Regions from separate parts of the Homo sapiens genome. Here region 1 is linked to region 2. A link is a contact called in ENCODE Hi-C or POLR2A ChIA-PET data. All regions are on one chromosome and are shown on one strand. The core of a region is the stretch at or near the end of the contact, and the rest is flanking DNA. Distances in the headings are between cores, read along the strand shown. Region 1 has its middle 21 kb from the start of SCARB1. Region 2 overlaps NCOR2 (nuclear receptor corepressor 2).

Evidence for each region. A loop is a pair of places that touch in the nucleus more often than their neighbours do. ChIA-PET counts read pairs that join two places held with the same protein, here RNA polymerase II (POLR2A). Pooled maps may share reads with other maps.
Region 1: a loop to region 2 is called in a pooled map, with 2.6 times the contacts of the local background. The contact joins two enhancer-like sites. A Hi-C loop is called at or near these places in 1 of 37 single-sample maps with no recorded cell type and 1 of 50 pooled maps. POLR2A ChIA-PET finds 5 or more read pairs at or near these places in 2 of 52 experiments (activated B cell and naive thymus-derived CD4-positive, alpha-beta T cell).

Annotation. Positions count from the first base shown.
Region 1 is chr12:124,883,623-124,886,322 of GRCh38, forward strand. No RefSeq gene overlaps it. Among named protein-coding and RNA genes, the nearest start is that of SCARB1, 21 kb to the left of the region's middle. RefSeq lists enhancers at 957-1,644, 1,046-1,095. Within about 2 kb of position 1,294, at least 8 of the 41 ENCODE cell types and tissues checked have a DNase peak (open chromatin) inside an H3K27ac peak, as active enhancers do.
Region 2 is chr12:124,388,152-124,390,871 of GRCh38, forward strand. The region is part of intron 18 of NCOR2 (nuclear receptor corepressor 2); the gene reads right to left. Among named protein-coding and RNA genes, the nearest start is that of MIR6880, 52 kb to the left of the region's middle. RefSeq lists a silencer at 1,136-1,205 and an enhancer at 2,655-2,720. Within about 2 kb of position 1,265, at least 37 of the 41 ENCODE cell types and tissues checked have a DNase peak (open chromatin) inside an H3K27ac peak, as active enhancers do.

The DNA.
Region 1 (2,700 bases), core at 44-2,543, 500 kb after region 2:
CACACTTATGTGCTGCCTGGCTCCTCACCAAGACAGGTGCTAGACTATCTCTGAGACTATCTTTTCCCTTGAGGCAGCTGAGAGCTGGAGCAGCTTCAGATGCCTCCAGATCCTGGGCCCTTGAACTTCAACTCGAACTTGGCTCTAAAGTGTCGCCCTCAGCAAGAGTCAACGCAATTGGGCCCTGGCTCCGTGAGGTGGACAGGGGCCTTGCTCGCTCCTTCTTCCCCAGCCCTGCCCCATGGGGGAGAGAGAGAGGTCGTCAGGTGAGACGGAGTTTGTTTCAGCAATGTGTTTATGAGTCCCAAGAACTTAGGATAAAGTTTCTGAAATACTAGCCTGAGGATGTCCCTCTTTGAGAAAAAGGGAAAAAGGACACCGCGGTTACCCCAGCTTTGTTATTCATGTAACAACGGCAGGGCATTTGAGTTCTTTCTGTTTTCATCCTACTTCCACTCCCACATCTAATCACTAACATTTCTCTTGTTTTGCTGTTTGTTGCTTCCTTTCATTCTCCCCATCTGAGGTGGGTAGAATTGTGTCCCTCCAAAAAATGATATGTCCAAGTCCTAGGCCCCTGGTCCCTGTGATTGCAGCCCTATTTGGAAATAGGGTCTTTGCAGATGCAAATGCAATTAAATCAAGAGGAGGGCCTGAGGGATTCTGGCGGGCCCTAATCCAATAGGACAGGGGTCCTTATGAGAAGAGGGACATCCGGCCGGGCGCGGTAGCTCACGCCTATAATCCCAGCACTTTGAGAGGCCGAGGTGGGCGGATCACCTGAGATCAGGAGTTCGAGACCAGCCTGCCCAACGTGGTGAAACCCCGCCTCTACTAAAAATACAACAAATTAGCTGGGCGTGGTGGTGGGCACCTGTAATCCCAGCTGCTCAGGAGGCTGAGGCAGGAGAATCCATTAGAACCCGGGAGGCGGAGGTTGCAGTGAGCCAAGATCGTGCCACTGCACTCCAGCCTGGGCAACAAGAGCGAAACTGCACCTCAAAAAAAAAAAAAAACAAAAAAGAAGGAGAAGAAGGACATCTTGTCACAGAGGCACATACAAAATGTCATGTGCCATTGAGGCAGAGATTGCAGTGCTGTATCTGCAAGCCAAGAAATGCCGAGGGCTGCTGGCAGCCACCAGAGGTCGAAGGAGGCAAAGAAGGCTTCTCCCCACCCCAGGCTTCAGAGGGCTCTGCTGATGCCTTCGTTTCTGATTTCTGCCCTCCAGAAAGGTAAGAAATGCATTTCTGTTGTTCTGAGCCACCCAGTTGGTGGCACGTTGTCCCGCAGGCCCAAGGGACTTACGTACCCTCTCCACCCTCTTCCTTTAGCCCAGCGAGCATTCTTGCGCTTGAGCAAACAGCAGAACCACCTGGAGGTTTAGTGAAACCCAGATGGCTGGCCCCGCCCCTGGAGTGCCTGATTCAGTAGGTCTGGGTGGGCCTGATAACTGCATTTTCAGCAAGTTTCCTGAACACGCTGGTGCTGCTGGTCTGGGGACCACACTTTGAGAACTGCTGATCCAGATCACACCATCTCCTGCCTGGATGACAGCTCCAATCCCCTAACTGGCCGGAACCCTCTCCCCTCCTCCCTTCCCCCTCCACCGGCAGGCAGGCTGAGCTTCCTAAAACACCTAGGAAATTGTCATTCCCCAGTGTAGAATCTCCAGGGGCCTCTCACGGTCTGCAGGACAAAGTCCAAACACCTTCGCAGGCCACTGCAATTGCCTGGTCTCAGCTGAGGTGCTCAACACAGACTCCCCACCCACCCCCAGGCACAGGAAGGAAGGGAGAAAGAGATGCTTTCAAGAATTGTTTTTGTTTTATCAAATAATTGTGAATAGACATAGTGTTAGTTTGCTAGGGTTGCCATGCAAAGCACCACAAACCGGGCCGCTTAAAGCAACAGAAAGCTGGGCGCAGTGGCTCATACCTGCAATCCCAGGTCTTGGGGAGGCCGAGGCAGAAGGATCACTTGAGTCCAGGAGTTCGAGAGCAGCCTGGGCAACATGGCGAAACCTTGTCTCTACAAAAAAATACAAAAATTACCTGGGTGTGGTGGTGCCTGGCTGTACTCCCAGCTACTTGGGAGGCTGAGGTGGGAGGATTATCTGAACCCAGGGAAGTTGAGGCTGCAGTGAGCCGAGATTGTGCCAGTGCATTCCAGCCTGGGTGACAGAGTGAGACCCTATCTCAAAAAAATACAAATATATGAATAAACAGAAAGTTTACTCTCTGGAAGTTCTGGAGGCTGGAAGTCTGAGATGGGGATGTCTGCAGGGCCACACTCCCTCTGAAGGCTCCGAGGCTCCTTCCTCACCTCTTCCAGCTTCCAAGGGGCTGGCTGGCAATCCTTGGAGCTCCTTGGCTTACAGATGCCTCTGCAGTCATGGGGCCATCATGACACCATCTTTCCCTGTACATCTGTGTTGACAAGATGGCTCTGCTCTTACAAGGACACCAGTACTGTTGGATTAGGGGCCCAACCTACTCCAGCAGGATGTCACCTTAACTCATCTGCAATGACCCTACTTCCAAATGAAGTCACATTCTGAGGCGTCAGAGGATGGGGCTTCAGCATATCTTTTTGGGGAACACAATTCAACCCATGACAGATTTTATTTTTCTTTTGAGACAGGGTCTGGCTCTGTCACCCAGGCTGGAGTGCGGTGGCACAATCGCAGCTGACTGCAGC
Region 2 (2,720 bases), core at 15-2,514:
TCCAGGCGCCTGGCCAGAGCTCGCTAGCAGTCTTGGCCAGCCCTTCTGCTCTCCGGCCTCAGTTTCCTTAACTGCCGTGTGAGGAGCCAGAGTGGGTGTCCCATTAGTGCCGGCCAGGGCTGCGGGGTAGGGGCAGGCTGGCACTGGCTTCCTCTGGTTCCTGTTCTGGGAAGCCCAGGCAGAGGCTGCCAGGCACGGAGAGAAAGACTTTCTACCCTACCGTGCCTTGGAGACCACCCCGCCAGACCCAGCTTGAAGCCCCCGTCCACTTGGAGAGACCCCCTGTGCACACAGCATCACAGACCTTCCCAGGCACAGATCCAGGTCCCACCCCTGCTTCCAGGAGAGCTTCAGCCCAGCAGGGAGAGAGAGGAGAGGGCATGGGGGAAAGGATGGGCTGGGACCCCCATCCACTCCAGGGGCCCAGAACTCCGACTCCCCAGCTGCCCAGCCTCAAATCCCAGATGGCCACGTTGCGGTCCCTGTCCCTGCACCCGCAGTCCCCCATCCCCTCCCCAGGACCACTCACTCACATCCTCTCATTCGCGTCTCCCCCTCGGCCAAGTTTTCCGGAAACATAGGGCTGGGAAGATGCCCCAGGGAGCGGGCCGAAGTGGGCCGGCAGGCTGGGCGGCCGCGGTCGGCTCTGCGAGGCTGCTGGTTGGCGTCTGCTGGCGGCTCAGCTCAGCCTCACATCCTTCTCCGTCCCACGGTGAGGGAGGGAGGGAGGGAGGGAGGGAGGGAGCGAGGGAGGGAGGGACGCGGCGGGCGGAGGCTGGCTCGAGAGGGGCGGGCGGGAGGCAGCTCCTCACAAGTCCGCCTGCCTGTGGTGGCCCGGGGCTCCTCCAGCGGCCGCTGCCACCTCTGACGCCGTCCCCAAGCCGCTGTGGGCGCGCGAGGTGCCCTTCCCCGAGGGTGGTGGGTGGCGGGAAGTTGTCAGTGGTGCGTGTGGGATGCCCCTGGGCCAGGTATCACCGGGGCGCAGCGTGCCGAGCTCCTCCAGCACCAATGTGCCCAGTGCGGACGCTCAGCGAGCAATGCCGGCCAGAGCCCACAGACCCCCGGGCCGGGCAAAATCCAAGGACCCAGGCCCAGCAGGGCAGCCGTGTCCCCCGCAGCCGGGCTCAGCTCTGATCTTCTTGCTGCCTGACCCAGCGAGACGCGGCAGGACTGAATGTGACCTCCAGACGGAGGCTCGCGGCGGGCGGGCAGGCGGGCGGGGGAGCGTGGCAGAGGCCCAGGTTCACAAGGGGCGGGCCAACTTGGCACTGGCTCCCCCTCCCTCTCTCCCCATCCGCGGCGGTGGCGGCGTCAGCAGTGGTAAGAACAGATGAGGGTTCCAGAAAAACAGAGCTTCTCCACCCCCGGCAGACAGGGAGCAAACAGCTTCTTCCGCCATCATCCCCCGCCGCCCGTCCCCCCACCCTCCGTGTCAGTTCCACCTGAGCTCTGCCCCCTGCCTGGCCTGATGCTGCCGAGGCTGACCGAGCCCTCTGTCGGGGACTGTGGGTGGGCAGGGCTAGCCTCGCATTCCGGAGGGATCCCGGGATTTGAGGAGCCTTTGCAGGGTGCACATGAGACCGCCAACCATTTAGGGGAGGGGGAAGGGTTTGGGGATTTGGGGTCCCCAAAGAGCCCTCTGCTGCTGGGGGGGTCTCGGGACCACAGCTGCCCCTTTCGTCCTCCTCCGAGAGCCCCTGCAGCCGTGAAGGAACACTGTGGGAAATGCCGGGGAGCCACCCAGAAGGTTGAAAGTTAACTGAGCTGAACTTTGGATCCTAGATTCAGGTCACGACCGACTTCCCTGACTCTGGGATCATTAACCTGCTTTTCCCTTTAACTCCCAGCCCTTCCATCCTGCCCCCTAAAAATCTGGGGAGCAGAAGGCGTCTCTGGAATGTCCCTGCACCCCCAGCCCTCGTCCTGGGGCACGATGCCAGGGGAGGGCAACAAACCTCAACCACATCAGGGATCTGGGCCTCTCCACCTGAGTCCTGCCCTCTGCCCTCTGCAGGGGAGGTCTCAGTGCACTTTTAAGGATGCCAACCCCGTGAAATCACTCCTCTGCTTAAAATCTTCCAGTGACCACATGAAGCTCTTGGAATAAAATCCAAAGGCCCTAGCACGGCCCAGGTGACCCTTAGGAGCCAGCTCCATGAACCCGCCCAGCCTCTCTCTGGGTCACTCGTGTGTGCCCCAGGGCCTTTGCACCAGCTGCTCCTGCTGCCTCCACGGGTTTTCTCACAGATGTGCCTTGTCTTCCCTCTGGTCTTGGCTCAAGTGATGGCTCCTCAGAGAAGCCTTCCTTGCCCGCCCCTCCAAAGTGACCCCCCCCCGTCGCCCTGCCATCCCAGGGTTTGATCATCTTCATAGCTTTCACCGCCTCTGAAATTAGCTCCCTCGTCCCACTGCTCATCGGCAGGTGTCCGGGGCCTGCTGAGCACCCTGGGCATCTCTGCCACCCGTCTGGGTCCCTGGTAAGGAGCTTGCAAAGGAAGAGGGGGCTGTGCGTTTAGCTCTGCAGGGGGCCCCGAACCCTCCCAAAAGAGGCTGGGGTATCCCCCTTGACATCCAGGCACACGCCCCCAACACTCTGTGCCAGGGCGGAGATGGCAGATTCTGCCACCATGCCCTGTGGTCTGGATTCCCCGACCCCACTTCTAATTTCTAAGGAAGGAGTTTCGTTCTGAAGAGTCAGGAGGCAGGAACTAGGAAGTGAA